Linked DNA regions of Mus musculus: region 1 is linked to region 2. The links are chromatin loops, found by intact Hi-C in ENCODE. Cell type or tissue: left cerebral cortex. All regions are shown on one strand. Links, peaks and the distances in the headings refer to the core of each region. The heading gives the core; the rest is flanking DNA. Region 1 holds the start of Vstm2l (V-set and transmembrane domain containing 2-like). Region 2 overlaps Ctnnbl1 (catenin, beta like 1).

What was found. A loop is a pair of places that touch in the nucleus more often than their neighbours do. Peaks named below come from ENCODE experiments on the same cell type or tissue, not always from the same donor. Only the 100,000 strongest peaks of a DNase experiment are listed, where the experiment ranks them.
Region 1: it touches region 2 in a loop (3-fold over the local background); 5 of 42 quality-filtered maps call a loop at or near these places.

Annotation. Positions count from the first base shown.
Region 1 is chr2:157,909,708-157,918,035 of GRCm38, reverse strand. It overlaps Vstm2l (V-set and transmembrane domain containing 2-like), which reads right to left and starts at 3,383. Exons shown (of 4, transcript NM_198627.2): 1 at 3,105-3,383. The coding sequence starts at 3,225. In left cerebral cortex, for the core only: CTCF peaks have their summits at 2,970 (motif pointing right) and 4,085 (motif pointing left); DNase peaks (open chromatin) are centred at 3,504, 4,106, 4,528, 4,716 and 4 more places; H3K4me3 peaks cover 2,030 bases; H3K27ac peaks cover 812 bases.
Region 2 is chr2:157,857,507-157,865,834 of GRCm38, reverse strand. The region is part of intron 11 of Ctnnbl1 (catenin, beta like 1); the gene reads right to left. Among named protein-coding and RNA genes, the nearest start is that of Vstm2l, 53 kb to the left of the region's middle. In left cerebral cortex, for the core only: no CTCF peak of the experiment used is centred there; DNase peaks (open chromatin) are centred at 6,302, 6,589, 7,073, 7,329 and 3 more places; H3K27ac peaks cover 2,007 bases.

The DNA of each region.
Region 1 (8,328 bases), core at 106-8,105, 52 kb before region 2:
TTCTGCACAGGCACAGTGACCTTGGGTGAGTCGTTTGGTGAGCTCTCCAAACGCAGTTTTCTTGAGTATCTATCTAATGCCAGCCTGCATGAGTTCACAGTGGGGAGAGGTCTGGGCACTTAGAACACACAGTCAGCATTCCATACACTGTAGGTCCATCCCCTCCCACCCCTGCTAGGGGCATAGCCATGAGCTGCCCTTTTCTTGTGAGGAAAGCCAGAGCAGCTGCCATTGCGATGTAGGAGGTGTGAGTCTCCCCATCCTGTCTCTGAGTGCTGGGGTTCGGGTGCCTTCTGAGAGCCAGGCACCATCCATTCTGCAAGCTTTGGCGATGCTTCCTCTGAAGGCGGTTGAGTGGACGTTGGGGGAGGGGGGTGTTGGGGAGTAAACAGACATCCTTGCTGGCTGACCTGCCTGGTCACAGACACTCCGTGTGACAACCCCAGGGACAGACAGGTGCAAGGCAATAGCTGGTGGCTGGGCAGGATCAGGTGGAGCTGCAGCCGTGAGCTGACACCAAGCTAAGCAGTTGAGGTTTGTGGGTTCATCCCTAGGACTCCCTGCTCCGAGCCCCAACCCTTTCTCCTAAACCCATAGACACCATCCTGACCTGGCCTTATTCCCTGAATCAGCTGAGGACATGCGGAGCCCAGGAATAATGAAACGATCAGGCTCCAATCTGCTAAACAGCAATTTCGGGGCTTTTTCAGCACACACAGCTTTTATCAAATTGGTATTCTCCTCCTGAACACAAATGGCTTATTAGACATGACCCACTTATTCGCCGCGTCTCACTATCATTAATAACTGTTTCTTTTTGTGATTAAGTGAGTGGCTCCAGACCCTTCCTGTGGTGACAGGGTGCTGGACCCAGCAGAGGGGCAGCTGTGGGGCTCCTTAGCAGCCAGTGCTTGGTGACTTTGAGCCTGGCAATGTCGAGAGGGTGGACGGGCCCCTGCAGAGCAGTGGGGCCATCTCTTGAGGGACAGAGCAGAGGAGGTCCCAAGGGGTGACCCATTTACCCAGAGACAGTCAAGAGGAGATCAGATTCTCAGAAACTGGTCCTGTCCCCTTTGCATCCAGCACCTCCCTGAATCCCCAATTCAGGGGTTGGTCCAGAGTGGGGATGAGAAGATCAGTAGGGCTGTGCCCCTCTCAGCGCAGCTGGCACCAGGGGGCAGGAGGAGACTGTCACACAAAGGAAAGAGCCTGCTTACTCAAGAATGACCCAAATTCGGAGGGTCTGGTGCCCCAAAGACAATGACCATAGGCCTCAGAGTTCTATGTTTGTACCTCAAGGGATCTCAAACTCAGAAAGGCAAGTCCTTCTTGAAGAGGCCTCCTAGTATAAGTTTTGACAGTGCCAAGGAACTGAGCTGGACAGGCAGACGGGAGGGGAGAGAAGGGAGGAATTCCCAGTTTCCCCTGAATGAGAAAAAAAAATGTGACAGGGAGAGAAATGACCTGGACAAAGTGCTGCTTCTCGCCTGACAGACCCTGGAGCCAGTCTTGGCTCAGCCGCTCTCTCACTGTGTGACCTTGGGCAACTCCCTTCACCTCTCTGAGACTTGATTTCTCCTCTGTGAATAGAGCATCAAAATAGTCCTTTCCCTGTTTTCTACCTTTCCTGCCAGGCCAGCAGAAATCATGATGGACATCAAGGTATGTGAGAGGTTTTTGTCCAACATAGCGAGGAGGTGAGGTGTATGTAGATACGGGGATCTGGGCTTCCCTTAGGCACAGGAATTCTGAGCATGGCTTTGAAAACCCCTCCCTCTGGAGCAACCCCAATCGTGCAGCACACCTGTAAAAGGCCTTGCCTGGGTTTCCAGGCTCTGGCGCACACCTTTAACTCACTCCCATCAAAAGAAATCATCCTGTTCTCAGCCCTTTGTTCAAACCTCTCCCAGCCTGGGCACACAGAGCACAGCACGTGTGCTGTAGCCTCTGATGAGGGAAGGGATGGACGGAAGCAGGGTCACCTCTGGTTTCAACCACCCCTGCCCCATCACACAGCATGGCTCAGGGGCAGGGAGCCTCCACAGCTGCCTGCCCCACACCACCCAACTCTGCTGCCAACTTGGGCTCCTGTGGGGAGGAAAGGCGCTTCAGACACTCGTGCAGGCAGCACTTGCTTTCTCCTTGCTCCCACAATGCTGGAGTTCAACATTTCAGTCCTCTAGGGGCAAGGTTGAGATGGGGTCCCCGAGATGGGGGTGTCCTGTAGGATTCAAGGGGTTCATGATCCCCCCAGGGACAAACACCCTACATTCCTCTTTACTCCTGGCCTCTAGCTGAAAGAATAGACCTCAACTACTCCAGTGTATCCCAGCTCTCCGTCCCTACCTTCTTATCCCCAGACTGTCCCTACCCCTGGATGCCACCCACCCACATGGATGGCAAAGGAAGCTGCCACCCAGGCTAGCAGGTCTTAAGCAACAGCATCTGGCGCCCCTCAGGACCATTCCCGGCCGTGGAAGGGATGGATCCTGATGAAGAGGATGCAGGAGCAGTTTCAGCGTTAAACCCACAAAGGAGAAAGGAATCGGGGCAGAGAGAAGTGGGTGGGCAAAGTGTGTGCACAAGTGCGTGCGTGCATGTGTATCCGTGTCTGCAGGCAGACAGGCAAGAGTTGTGGCGAAGCGAAGCGTGTGTGCCCGAGTGCCAGCTGGCAGGGTGAGCCACCAGCCAGTGTCTGATTCGTGTGCGTAGTGGGCACAAGTATATTTACCAGCGAGGAGAGGCTCAGAGGGGATGTGCAGAGTTGTGAGTGTGGGATGCAGTGAGCGTGGCTGAGTGTGTCCGCGGTTGGAGACATCTGTATGGTCGCAGAGGTGTGTGTATCCGTGTGAGTGTGTACGCGCGTGGAGGGGGTCTTCTGCGAGCTGGGGCCAGAGCGAGTGTGCTCTTGGGAACCCCTTCTCGCAGAGCTGGCCCCGATAGGAGACAGGGTGGGTCCCCAGTCCCAGCAGAGGGCGCCCCGGAACTCTGGGCCATAGCATCAGTCGGCGCAGGTTCGAGCACCGCGACCGCCAAGTTGGAGCGGCTGCGACCGGGGTGGGGTTCAGTGGGGGGAAGTCCGTGGGGGCTGCGCGCAAACTCACCGTGTCCGGAGACGTGGTTGTCCCAGGGCGCATGGCCTGCGGGTCGCGTGGCGCCGCCGAGTTGCAGGAAAAGTGCCAGGTAGTGGAGGGCGCCCAGCGCCGCGGCCAGCGGGGCCCCCATGCTGCGCGCTCCGGCCGGGGGCGCCGCCGCCTCACATCGGGGCTCCGCAGCCCGCAAAGCCCGCGCCCGCCGTACCCTGCCCGGCGCCGCCGCCGCCCTCTCCTGCTGGCCCCGGCCCGGCCCCGGCTGCAGGCAGCGAGCGCACGCCCAGCCCGCCGCCTCCGACTGCGGGACTCTTCGCTTGCGCGGAAGGCCACTCCGCGCCGCCGCGCACCCGCCCTCCCCCTCGCTCCCCGCCCTGAGCCGGCGGCGGCGGAGGGATCCGCAGCTTGATTTATCATCAAAGTTTTGCCCAGGCTGGGATTTTTAAAGCGGTACTCGCAACTGGCCTCCCGCGCGGGAGCGGGGGTGGGGCAGGCCCGGGGGTGGAAGGCCACCTGGGGACCTAACCCCCCGCAGGGCGGAACACTAGGGTGTTGGGAGTCGAAATCCGATCGTTGGGGATAAACATCCGACCTGCCACCAGACCCGTGCGCTGGAGGGGCCGCTCAACTTTGCCAGCTGGGTAGTGTTGGGGCCAGGGCCAGGCGAGGTGCAGGACAGGTGAATAGGGGTGGGGGGCGCACCCGGGATGAGACATAGGTGAACTAGTTTAAGATCTGGCAGCTTTGGGGTCCCCGTGTGATCACGCGTAGTTTCTCCTGTCCTCGAGTTCTTCGTCTGAAAAATGGGGACAGACGCCACCACCAGAAGCAGTGTGTGTCGGGGGTTGGGGGGGGGGGGGTCTTTGGAGTTAGGTGGGTAAAGTGGGGAACATCGTGGCGCCCACACAATGTAGTTATCATTGTGGTTCCTGTCTCTGGGACTCAGCAGTTAGTGGGGCTCCTAGCTTAGAGGTGTTGGGGTTCTACACAGTGAACTGGATCGCCCCCTTCTGGACTGTAAGGCTCTCCCTAGATGAAAGGTCTAGATGGAGTGTGTGTGTGTGTGTGTGTGTGTGTGTGTGTGTGTCTGTGTGTGTAAACCATGAAGACTCTTTCATTCCCAAGAGTGGCAGTCCAATTCTGATTCCTTCCTTGACTCTTTAACTGAGGCTTTTGTGACAGGAAAAGAGGGTTGGGGGGTTATTTTAAAGAAAAGCCTATTTCATAAGGCTGCCTTCTCCGAGGTCTTGAGAAGATCCGGAGCAAGGTTTCGGACCCCGGGAAGGATTCTTCCTACCCTCATTTCTCCTCTGCCTTCGCCGGCAGGCATTGTTTCAGCATTGCGGACAGCACCCTTTTCGTTTCATCCTTTAAGAACCGCGGACAGCGCCTCGGGGGTGATTAGATGCGAGGGTTCAGCACCGTGGACAGATCCCCGCTCCACACACACAGCACCGCAGGGATCCAGCTTCCAGCACGGCTCACAGTACCTAAAGTTTGAGAGATCTAAAAAGCGGAGTGACACACCGTGCTTGCTGTCTTTATTCTGTCTCCCTATGCCCCTTTCAGATATTATGGTGGATAGTATACTGTTGTCACCAGGATCAACTCAAGTTTCCCTCCCTGCTAGGTGTTGCATGTTAGAGGCACAGTTTCAGCACCACGGACAGCTCCTCTTCAGCATCAGCCAGCTGTGCAGAGGCTCTTTAAACTCCTATCCAAGATCTTTCCAGAACACTGTGGTGGCAGAACCGGGGATCGGACCCGAGTGTTCTCCTCTTCAAACGCAGATTGGAAGTAAATAAATACATTTCAAAATATGAAGAGGGGCAGACAGAGAGACAGAGACTGAGTGAGACTGGAGGGAAGGGCACAGCAAAGGGACAAGAAGTCTCAGGTCCTTCCAGAACAGCCTCTAGGTACTATATCTGTCCTATCATTGTCAGGAAACTGAGGCTCAGAAAGGCTGAACTTGCTGCTTAAAGCAGGGCAATGCTAAAAGTGTGTTGGTCCAGGAAGTAGAGACCAGACTCTCAGGCATATATCTGAGCAGCCTTAACTCAGCCCTCCTTGTTACAGCTTTGGAAGGTAAGAACCAGGGAGGGCTTTCCTGAACAAGGTCCAAGTCCTCTGTCTCTCATCTCAGGACTCTCCCATTGCACCCACCTGCTCCACTTGTATCCCCCATACCAGTACAGTTTACACACCATATTCATATCCGTGACTCCTGAGGCAGGGGAACCTGAGATGTCTCCATCTCCCACCCCCACCCCCTTTAATTAAAGTTTCTAAATTGCTGCCTGAGGTTTGGATAAAGAGAATGACCTACAACTTTAGTAATGGCCATTGAGACTCCTGGCCCATCACTGGAGTGGCCCAGACTACACTGGGTTCCACCATTTACACTCCTGACCCCTGAGACTAATATCCTCCTTTCACAGTCAAGGAGACTGAAGCTCAGGGAGATGGAGTCACTTGTGCAAAGTGCATGCGTGAGTAGCAGAGCCAGATGCGGTGACTCTCCAGGCTATATGCTTTCCTTGTGTAATTGTTTCTTGTCTGCATCCCTGATCCAAATGCAAAGCACAGAGTCTGAAACGACTGAGTTGGGTGAGGCAGAGAGTACCCACACACTGTCCCCAGAAAGTCTCCAGGAATCTACCGGGGCAGAGCATTCTAATCACTCACAGAGCTCTGGAATGCTCCAGGAGAGAGTAAGTCTCCTGTCCCTGGAGGCAACTAAGCAAGCATCCAGCAGTCATGTGGATGGTGTGAGGCAAATATCACTGCTATTTCCCCTACACAAATGAGGCTTGGAAGGTGAGCAAATCCTTTAGCTGGGAAAGAAGCTCATCTCAAAGTTGCTCCAAGCAGGGGACCTTGTGTTCTCACTGCCAAGTCTGCAGAGCTCACTAGAGAGTCCCCACCCTCCCCTTGACTCTGGGAGGCCACCCCCCCTTCCCTCCTTGAAAGGTGTCACTTGAGCACTGTGGCTCTGTCAGTGGTAACAGCCGTAAGATTTGTCCTTTTAATCCAGAATCAATAACAAATTTCATTTAAAAATAAATTAAACTAGGCATTGGAAATCATTCACCGTGCGGGCCAGGGCCCTATAGAGCACCGTCTAAATGGCTTCCTCTCGCTCATCTATCAATGTCACGAGGGGGGAAATACCTGAGCTGCCTGATTCATGGGGAAACGACTTAAATGTATCAGGACCTAACAATGAGCAATGTAAGCCAGAGCCGCACCTTGCACACACCAATAACATGGGAGCGAGGCTTCATGAAAGCTTATCGAGACCCCACGGTCACTGGCTTTGAGGGAGCCCATTTGTAAGGGGGAACAATGGCTTTAGGATACAGCTGCCTAATTTCTAGAATGCATTACTGAGCTCAGAGGAGCAATGGAATTCTATTAAAGCCTTATCTGCCATGAGAGGGTATGAAACCGGCAGGGAAATCCAGACTTGGCACTAGCATGCCTAAGACAGCACCAGGGCTGACCTGGGAGGTGAGTAAAACAGCCCAGAGGTGGGGGTGGGGCAGGCGGGGCCCTGGGTGTGTGGAGATATGTGCATTAATAGAACTCCAGTTGCCAGCGATTACGTTTACATCAGCGAATAAAACTTGGCAATAAAACATCAGAGCTGCGTCTCCGACAGCACCTCCATTTATAGCCTGCGTATTTCACTCATTCTAACAGGAGGCAGGGAACTCAAGGTGTCCCCGTTTCTCCCCCCTTTAATTAAATTTCCTAAATTGCTGCCTAAGATTTGGATAAAGAGAATAACTTACAGCTCCAGTAATGGCCATCGAGGCTCCTGGCCCATCACTAGAGTGGCCCTGACTGTACCAGGTCCCATCATTATTAAAGTGAAATATAGTAAGCCTTGTCTTCCTGGGCTCTGGTTTGTAGAAGATGATACAGCCTCTTGTTAGATGCTGGCCCAGGCCCGGGCCCAGGTCTGCCTTAGTTATCATTTCTCCCTGTGTGAATTCTCCTCCACCATGCGTTCAACACTGTATGCATGCACACTCATTTGAAGTCTCTGACAATTGATCAGAGGCTAGAGCGACCCTCAGGATCCTCAAGTACACATCACATAAACTACTAGTGCCCAGGCCTCGTTGACATTGTGCCTCATATTACACCAATGCACAGCCAATGCTAAGCACCACTGGCTTAGACGGATTTTTTTTTTTTTTAAACAACCTTGGCTTGCTGGGAGCTCACTACATGGACCAGGCTGGCCACAAACTCATAGGGATCTACCTCCCTCTGCCTCCTGAGTGCTGAGATTAAAGGCATGTGCCATCATACTCACCAAACAATTTTTGTTTGTTGTTTTGTTTTTGAGACCAATTTTTATTAGGCATTTCATTTCCTCCTGGTTGGCCTGGAACTCACAGAGAGCTCCCTGTCTCTGCCTCCCTAATGCTGGGATTAAAGGCGTTTACCATCACACCTGAGCAGATCTTCTAATTTTTTTTTTAAGATTTGTTTTTATTTTTAAATTATAAGTCTCTGTGTGGGCTTGTATACCTGCGTGCAGTGCCCATGGAGACCGGAAGAGAGTATAGGAGGATCCCTTAGAGCTGGAGCTTCAGGCTCTACTGTCAGGCTCAAACTGTCCCATGTGGGTGCTGAGAGCTGAACGTGGGTCCTCTGTACTGCTCTCAACTGCTGAGCCATCTCTCCAGCCCTTGGGCAGAGTTTTGAGATGTCTGTAGCTTTAGAATCCCTAGGAAAAATGCTGTGCCCACTGAAGTATGGGCCTCACCTTGGGGGATTCTTGTACTTGGGTGGGGGGATACATTTAACAATCTGCCAACTTAAAACCTGTCCCCACCCCCACCCCCCAGTGTGTCTAACATGTGTCATACAGCACTGCTACGGTAGAGGGTCCTCAACTCCTGTCCCTGACTTATGATCATGGCTCTATCTGCTCTTGCTCTCATGGAGGTCAGCGCAGGGGTTGCACTGTGGCCAGACCCTCTCTGATGACTGCTGTCCTTCTTCCTCGATCCATCAAAAGCTGGAAACCTCCATAGATAGTTCATGTGAGCTTCCAGGCTTGCAGCCTTCTGCTTCTATGGCACCCTGGGGCAGATCCAGCCCTCCCACCAGGATGGAGCCTACCTTCATATGTGCTCTACCTCCCCTAGGGTGCCTGGCCAGGGCCAGGCAGGGATGGAGAGAGATTGTCCAATATGGCTCCTGCCTTGTCAAGCTAGAA
Region 2 (8,328 bases), core at 282-8,281:
TAACCAGGTTCTCAAGTTTCTCAAGCCCCTCAGCAGATCCTTCATGGAGTCACCTTGCAAGTTCCCCCTTCAGATGTGACCCCAGCTCTACACCATCACAACCGTCCCCCTACTCTAGTCTGGCACACTCTCATCCCAGCCCACAACATGCCATAGCCTGCTAGCAGGTGTCCTTGTGTCCATCCTTGCCCATGGGCGTAGTCTTCACAGAAGACCATGATGTTTCTTCAGCAATGGCTCCTGACCTCTTCCTGACTGCGGCTTCTGACACGACACAGGTGCTCCTGCCTCAAGGCCTCTGCCAGGAACGCTCCCTACAGGGAACCCATGCTTACTCTCAGATTCAGAGGCCTCAGCCTTCTCTACTACTTCTCTGCTCCCTTGTCCACACTCTTTGAAAATGCAAAGCTCTAACACAGCTAGTCCTGGAGTCTCATTGAGTCTTCCTTCTCTCTTCATCACACACTGTATGTTTACTAATTTGATCACCGATCCCTTCAATATGCATGGCCTGAAGTCAGGGACTCTAATCTGCATTGGTTACTGCTTATGCCCAGCTCCCATTCCAGTTTGGTGTTTTGGGAAACCTTGGCAAATGAGTAGGAAGGAAACAGGTACTCTGTATGACCAGCCAGAGCTGGTGGTGGGCCCCAAACAGACCATTTCCGAGTTCTAGATATCTTTTTAATGCCTTCATACTCTGGGTATAGCACCCAGCCTAGGTCCAGAGACAGGCTGCCTTGCATGCTAAACAGGAAGAACAGGTTACGAGGTGCCAGGAAGCTCTGCTCTGGAGCGGGCATGGCATAAGCAGGACATTTTCAAAGGCACAGTGGGGTTGGAAGCTGGTGGCTGGGGGTTTGGGAGGGAAGCAAGGCTGCGCTCGGAATGAGCCAAGAAGAGAAGAGAAGACCAGAAGGTAGAGTGTGGGACACCCCAGTTCTACTACTCAAGGCTGATTGAGCAGGGACTCTGATCCCTTCAGCTGGTGAACAGGTGTGAGATGAGCCATAAGGAATGCAGTGAATCTCATACTCAGGCCTGAAACTTTGAAGTTACTTAGCACAGCAGCTGGGAACAACCTCCATGTATATCTACATATAAAGCACCTGACAGGCACAGAAGGAGAGAGGGAACATCAGACAGCTCTCATGCAGTGTCTGAGACAACCCGCTCTCTGCAGGATGGAGAAACCCAGGCCAGGAGCAAAGCACCTCATGGCCCCCCTAGTTGGTGCCAGAGGTCGGTAAGATCCAACTTCAGATGGCACGTGTGTTCACTACCAAGCTCTGCATGTGTGAGAAGGGAGTGCTCAGGGCTCCAAACAGCAGGATCCCTAACCTGAAGGAGCTCCTTAAGGGCAGAGGGTGCAGATCGACAACCACAGCGCAGTGTCAGGTAGGTGACAGCAACTTGGTAGGCATGGGACATCTGCCTAATGCTTCCCACTGGAAAACAAAATTGAAAATCCTCATCCTGGTAGCCTTGCAGAAAAGGAAAGAACCTTTTAGAAAGGCCACTGGATGGAGTGTAATGCACACGTTGGTAAGAGCAACCACCCAGGACCACCAGTGCATTTAGAGGGGGCGCAGAGAGCAGAGCTCTCAAGGTTTAATCCCATCTCAGCAGCCACATTCCTGCAGACCTAGGAACCCTAAGAATGGGTTTCTTTCCTGAGGAATTTTTTGTTTTTCCTTATCAAGGTTCCTCCCTCTGTCTTGGCTTTTAGGAAGTTGAAAGACAAGCTTACAGTAACCAGAGGAAACGGCTTCCTTCTTGCTTTACTGACCATTCCAACAGAGAGCAATGGATGGATAGATGCACGTGGTAAAAAAGTAGCTACACACGGACGGCACAGACATACGGAACATCACGAGTGTCTGTACAAGCATTCTCCTTTCCCCATTCTCCTCCCGCTGTCTTGACCTTCCAAGAAAAACCCACAAAGTATCTTGGGTAAATTCTCAACAGAGAATTGATATTATACTCATATATGTTCCCAAATATAACTGCCCTTACCAGCACAGACTTTCTTTTTTAAACCGCTATCTAGAATGCCACTGAATTTAACTAGTGAGCCATTTCTGGGTATTTTTGGTAGCTTCTAGTGTGAGGGTTTTTTTTTTTTTGTTGTTGTTGTTATTAAGGACAATGACATTCACACGCTGTTGGCATACTTTTGCATGTTCTTTTTCCCTTATAGTATATCCTTAAAAATAAAATATGTGACTCAAATGAAAATCACACATAAAATGTTAAATGCCATTTGGGCTGAAGAGATGGCTCAACAGGTAAAGATGGCACTTGCCATGCAAGCTTGGGAACCTGAGTTCAAGCCCTGGAACTCAAATCAAAGTGGAAGGGAGAACTGACTTCACTACGATGTCCTGACTTCCGTGTGTGGGCTGGCTGTGGCACAGGAGCTCCCTCCGACATACCATGTGTACACATACACAAAGACATACATATGTTGAATATGTCTCCCTACACCTTTCCTCACAGTCTCCACGACCCAAGAGAAGTGACAACAGCCGGGCAGATAGAACCAGACCCCCTTCTTCCCCACCTACGTCCCTGATTAGCAGTTGTGCAACATCCTTTTCCTATGTGCTTGAACCAGGGAACAGCAGGATACCTTACAACACAGAGGCCATGAGGGTTTGGCTTGGGTGACTCAGAAATCTTATCCTAGGCATCTGCAAGCTGAAGGCCTGGGAAAGCAAGAGGGGGCAGTCCCACTGCAAGCCCAAAGGCCAAATACACTAAGCCCCAGTCTTTGGAGGGCTGAGAACGATGTCTGAGGGCAGGGAAAGATGGCTGTCTGGCCCCTCCTCTTTGTTATTATTTAGAGTTCTCAATAGATGGGGTGATGCCCACCTACACAGGTGAGGGTAATCTTTACTCAGCCACCTGATTCAAATGCTAACCTGTCCCAGAAACACTCTCCTAGGCACACTCAGGCCCCGTTACATCCGCTAGCAGGGCTTCCTTTAGCACCGCCGCAGTAGCACATGACGGACTCATAAGACTATGCTTACTAATGTTTGTTTTGCTTCTCCTGCCAACTCATAGCTTTCTTAACTTTGATTCCTAAGGGATCTTTGTAAGTTAAGGAAACTACCTTCTTCGTATATCTTGTGGATGTTTTCCTTAGTTTGCCATCTGTCTTTCGGAAATTCTTACTCAAAGTCAGGCTTAGCAGCAGCGTGCTGCCCTGCTCTCACCCTGCTTCAGATGCCTGTTTGTGGGCTAGAGGCACAGCTCGGCAGGCAGATGTTTCTACCACACGCACGAGGTCACAGGTCCGGGTTTGGCTCCAGCACCCTTCTCCCCAGTCTTACTTGGGAGCAGGTTGGCACCTCGTGCATTTGTCGTGCATGTGTGACAGAACACTATTTTGTCAACATACCTTACAGCCAAACTATGAGAAAAGTGCTATTTTTATCTTAGTCTTGTTAATCTGGAACAGAAAACCCAGAGAGGTTAGTTTGCGATCCCATGTATGAAAAAGTTACCCGACTCCAAACTATAACCAATCCTTTGGCTCTTAAAGATGAAGAGGAGACCTGAAACCAACCTTGCCTAAAAACAGGCCCCACAAGGGCTCACTGTGCCCAAAAGACAGACACGATGTAAATGTGGATTTATAAAACCCCACAGTTTTAACGAGGCTAAAATGAAGCAAAAGGCCATATGGAGGAAGACACAAATAACAACCCGTCTTCCCACTTTACAGAATTAAGTCTTCCCAGAAGCAATTTCTTTCAGAGTCTAAATAAAGAAGAGACTTTGGATTTTACAGTTCCACAGATACCGAACCAGAGCCTTACTCTGCAGTCCTCTCCCCTTTGAATCCTGCTGATTCTGATGGGGAAGAAAGTTACAAGGGACTGTTCTTTCTATGCCTTACCAGGAGGGCGGGGGTTACCGGGGCCTGGGAAGGCATCTGGAGCACTGTGTTTCAAGCAGGGAAATGTGGTCCTTGAAAGAACGTTTGTGATACTCTTAGTTAGCATGCACGTCCACAGCTCAGCCCAGTCTAGGCAGGAGAAACCTTGACCACCAACACAGTACACTAAGCAAGCTGTCACCTGCCTGACTGATAGGGCTTTAAGCCAAGCACGCCCAAAGCTGCCCTTGCTCCTTCTACCTCTGTAAGCTCTGGCCTGTCATGTCATAGGGAAACACTCCAGCCACCCCAAGTTTTAGCACACAGGTTTCATTAGCTACTAATAAATGTAGCTTCCCTAAGAACAGATTTCAGCCCATGGTAGTGTCAATTTTTCATACACCAAGGAGATGGGGAGAGCCGCTGGCACAGAGAGCAGAGGAGATAACAGGTTTATCTGCTGGCCAGCACCGCTCAGCTGCTCTGTCATTTCGACAGCATAAAATGGAGGTGAAGGATGGCTACGGAGCTGTCAGTGTGGACATGTAGATGCAGTAGCTCCACGGCAGAGGAAAACACATAGACATATATCCTCCTATCAGGCACACATGCTCCACATACATACATGCCACACAGGTGCCACATACACAATCCACCACACCACATCTATACATCCCACATGCTACCCCTGGAACCCACAAAGGGGAGGGTCAAGTAAACCTCCATTTTTCAATTCACTGGTGAGAGAGGTTGGCATCTTAGCATCCTGGTGGAATGTATGAGCCAGCACAGACACTGTGCCCATGTAACTCCCTGCCTGCTGGGCATCCTGCTCAATAGTCATACAACTGGCTGCCTCCTACATTAATTACTGAAATTGCCTGGAGGGGTGGCTCTGGTCCACCCTTCCCCCTTTACTCTCCTCAGGGCCTCTCTAGGGCGATTAGCAATGAGCTAGATTGCTAAAAGTTTGATTTTCCAGGGCAGTTAAGAGTTTTATGATTTTCAGAGCTGGAAGGGGCTAGAGCTCTCTAGTCTACTTCCCCTGGGGTTCTTCATATAGAAACAATGGCCTAGGGAAGGGTATGACTTGCCTCAGGTTAAAAGCACATTCGAAGGAGCACAGGAATCTACAATCTACAGCTGATCCACCCACCCTCGCTCCCTCCCTCTGTTCCTCAAACCAGTCTACTGTAGAATCTGAGGAATACTTCAGCATGGACTCTGGGCATCCACCTCTCTTAGAGATGGTGTCTCAGTTAAGGATCCTCACTTACACGCAAACCAGGGCTTTCCAGACTAGGGAAATGAGGGAGTCATTCCAAGTAGGTTTCTGGTGTACACCGTTTTGCAAAAAATTGAACAGGTCAGTGTTTCTTAAAAGTCAGCGAGGTCTAAATCCCAAGATGCATTTGGTAAGCAGCGTCTCACTCTGTGAGAAGAGCCATTTCCCCTCTAGAGAGACCTGTTCCTAAGGGGAGATAGGTATCAGGTCCCTGCAGAGAGAGACAAGCCCCAAGTCCTTGCTTCAGAACCATCCAGGCTTGAGTTCAAATCCTGCCCCCAGCAGTTCCTAGCTATTAAACCTCAGAGTGGGTGTTTTTTCTGCCTCAATTTCCTTGTTTGTAAGATGAGGTTGATCCATCACCTATTAAATCCATGGTCTCAAGGGAACATGCACAGTGCTCACTCATCAGATGGCAGCCTAAGATGTGCTGCACCAAAAAGAGCTTCGTGGGACTTCTTCACCTGTGCACTGGGGGCTTGGCTCTCTCCTTCCACACTTTTCTGGTCCCATAGTCCCTGCAGTGTGCTTGTCTGCCTGGGTCCTGGTGAGAAAATATCTTTCTAATACTAAAATGGAGCAAGGTCAACTTCACTCTTGCTCTTTAATCCTACAATAAATTAAAATAAAGTGCTGGGGTGTGACTGTCTATAAAGCCAAATAATACAAAATTCTGGAGACCCGCAGACATCCCCGAGGCAAGTAGTAGCTGTTTATAGGAAGCTGAAGGACACATCATATCTAGGCAGAGATGAGCTTACCTTTCAATAAAAATGAATACATTTAGCCATAATAACCATTTATTGAAAAGAGAATACATAATTTGCAGAACTATAAAAAATAGCTTATTGTTCCTCAGTTGTGGTCAGTGATAGGACATAAAGCATTCTGAATATCTTCTATGTGCTAGATACCATAGCAAGCAGAGGACCATAGAGATGAATGTAGGACTGTGCAAAACTACCTGTGTCTTGAAGAGAGGTGTGTGTGTGTGTGTGTGTGTGCGCGCGCATGCTGTGGTACATGTGGAGGAGTTGGCTCTCTCCTCCCACCATGTGAGTCTCAGGGCTCTGACTCAGGCTGTCAGGCTTGGCAGCAAGTGCCTTTACCTGCTGAGCCATCCATCTCGCCAGGCTTGGCAGGCCACTCTACAGCCTCAGAACCTCCACCTGCCTTCCAATGGTCCAAATGCTTGGCTAAGGACACACACACACAGGTCAGCCAGGGTTCTAATAGGATGGAAATGGTCCCTGTTCTTCACACATCAGGCTATATCCTGGTCAGATCCAGCAAGGCTTCTTTAAAATTCAGGCCATGCTGCCTTTGTTTCCACTCAACACCCAAGGCCACCGGTGCCTTTGTTTTAAGGAAACCAAATGCCGCGCTGTTTTTATGCTCTAAAATTACAGCCATCCAGTTTTAGTACTGAGCCCACTGCCCACCTCCCTTCAGCTACCCAGATGGACTGACATCCTGGTTTCTGCTAAGATTCTAGATGCAAACAGGATGTTCAAAATACCCTAATTAGATCGATCCCAGCCTCAGCAGTGGTGTGCTGGAATACAGATTAATCTGCCTCATGGTCTGCACTGGTAGCTGAAGTAGCAGGAGGCCCTGTCAAATCAAGTCATAGTCATATCTTCTGCTTTTATTATTATTGTTTTTTTTTCTCTTCTTACACTTCATGATAATGGACATCTGCCTAGTCAGGGATGTATTGAGCCATGCAGAGTCACACGTGTATGCTCAGCCCCTCCTGCTGAATATTGATGCCAGTCAGATCACTCTTCGAAAGACACATGCATCTGTGTGAGCATCTATGTATAGCCTCTTTGGCACACACATAAAATACATGTATTCTTCTCCAACCTCCCCTGAATATTCAATACACGGCAGGCAGGCATATGTGGGGGCTTGAGATGGCAGCACACATGCAAACTACAATGTGTCTGTGTGCACTCTGCATGTCTCATGTCGCTTCACTCTCACAACAACCTACAGGTCACTTTGACCAGTCTCCCTGTTTCCCATCAAGGAACAAGTGACCTGGTCAGTTCTACAGTGACCAAGCTCATCCTTTCCCTTAAGTGTTACAACAGCCCCCAACCCTGCTGGTGAGGCAGATAAAACCACAAGCTACTTCCCCTCAGCGAAGCTTTCAAAGCGGAACGCCAGGGAGGATGTGTGGGAATGCTCTCCCACTCTGCTGTCCATCAGAGCCCTTGTCACACTAAGCCACAGGGCCTCAGTCCCGCCTGTCCTTAGTCCTGCATCACACACACGCACACGCACACACACACAAACATCTAAATCCCTGAGAAGGGAGGGAGAGGAAGGTCAAGGCAAACGAAATGCTCCAGTTTCCCAGCAGTGGAACACGGGGGCAGAGGAGTAAGAGTATGCCAGACAAAGTGCAAGAGGCTGGGGCACAGAGACATGAAGAGCAGGTCTCTCACTGGAGGTGGGCAAGGGTGGAGCAAATAGGGAAGTGTAGGAGGCGTAAGCTAGAATCCCACATCTCAGTCTAGAATCTGGACTTCGTTGCATATGACACAGGTCAGCTAGCAGAAACAAGCAGCACTATGTGTGTTCTAAGAGAGTCATCCTAGAAAAGGGACAGGGAGGCGTCTCACAGAATCACAGGCACCAAACAAGTTTTCACTGCATTCAGATGTCTCTAACAGTAAACTGTCCCTAAGCAGAATTTGAAATAGTCAATGACCTCCCTCAAGAGTCTCAGGCTTGGCCATCTTCCTCTGGGAGGGAGGGGGATGTACAAAGGAACTGGGAGAATAGACTTTTAGTCCACACCCCAAGAAAAACTCTCTATGGGTCTTTTGTCCACCTACAGCTTGGGGACCTTTTCTTGACTATGGGGTGAGAATGACTTAGATAGCCTGCTAGTTATCAAAAAGACGCAAACTAGTGAGTGACCCAACATGAGGTCATGGAAACGTGAAACCACTGAGACTTAGACAAGTGTTCCTGGCAGCTCTATTCCCCAAGGTCCAATTCTGGAACAGCCTATTAACAGGAAGAATGAAGTTTATCCACATAACAGAATTCTACTCAGCAACAACAATAGCAACAACAAAAGAACCCACCAATGCATACCTCAACTATGAACGAACTTCACAAAGGGCACACAGAGTGG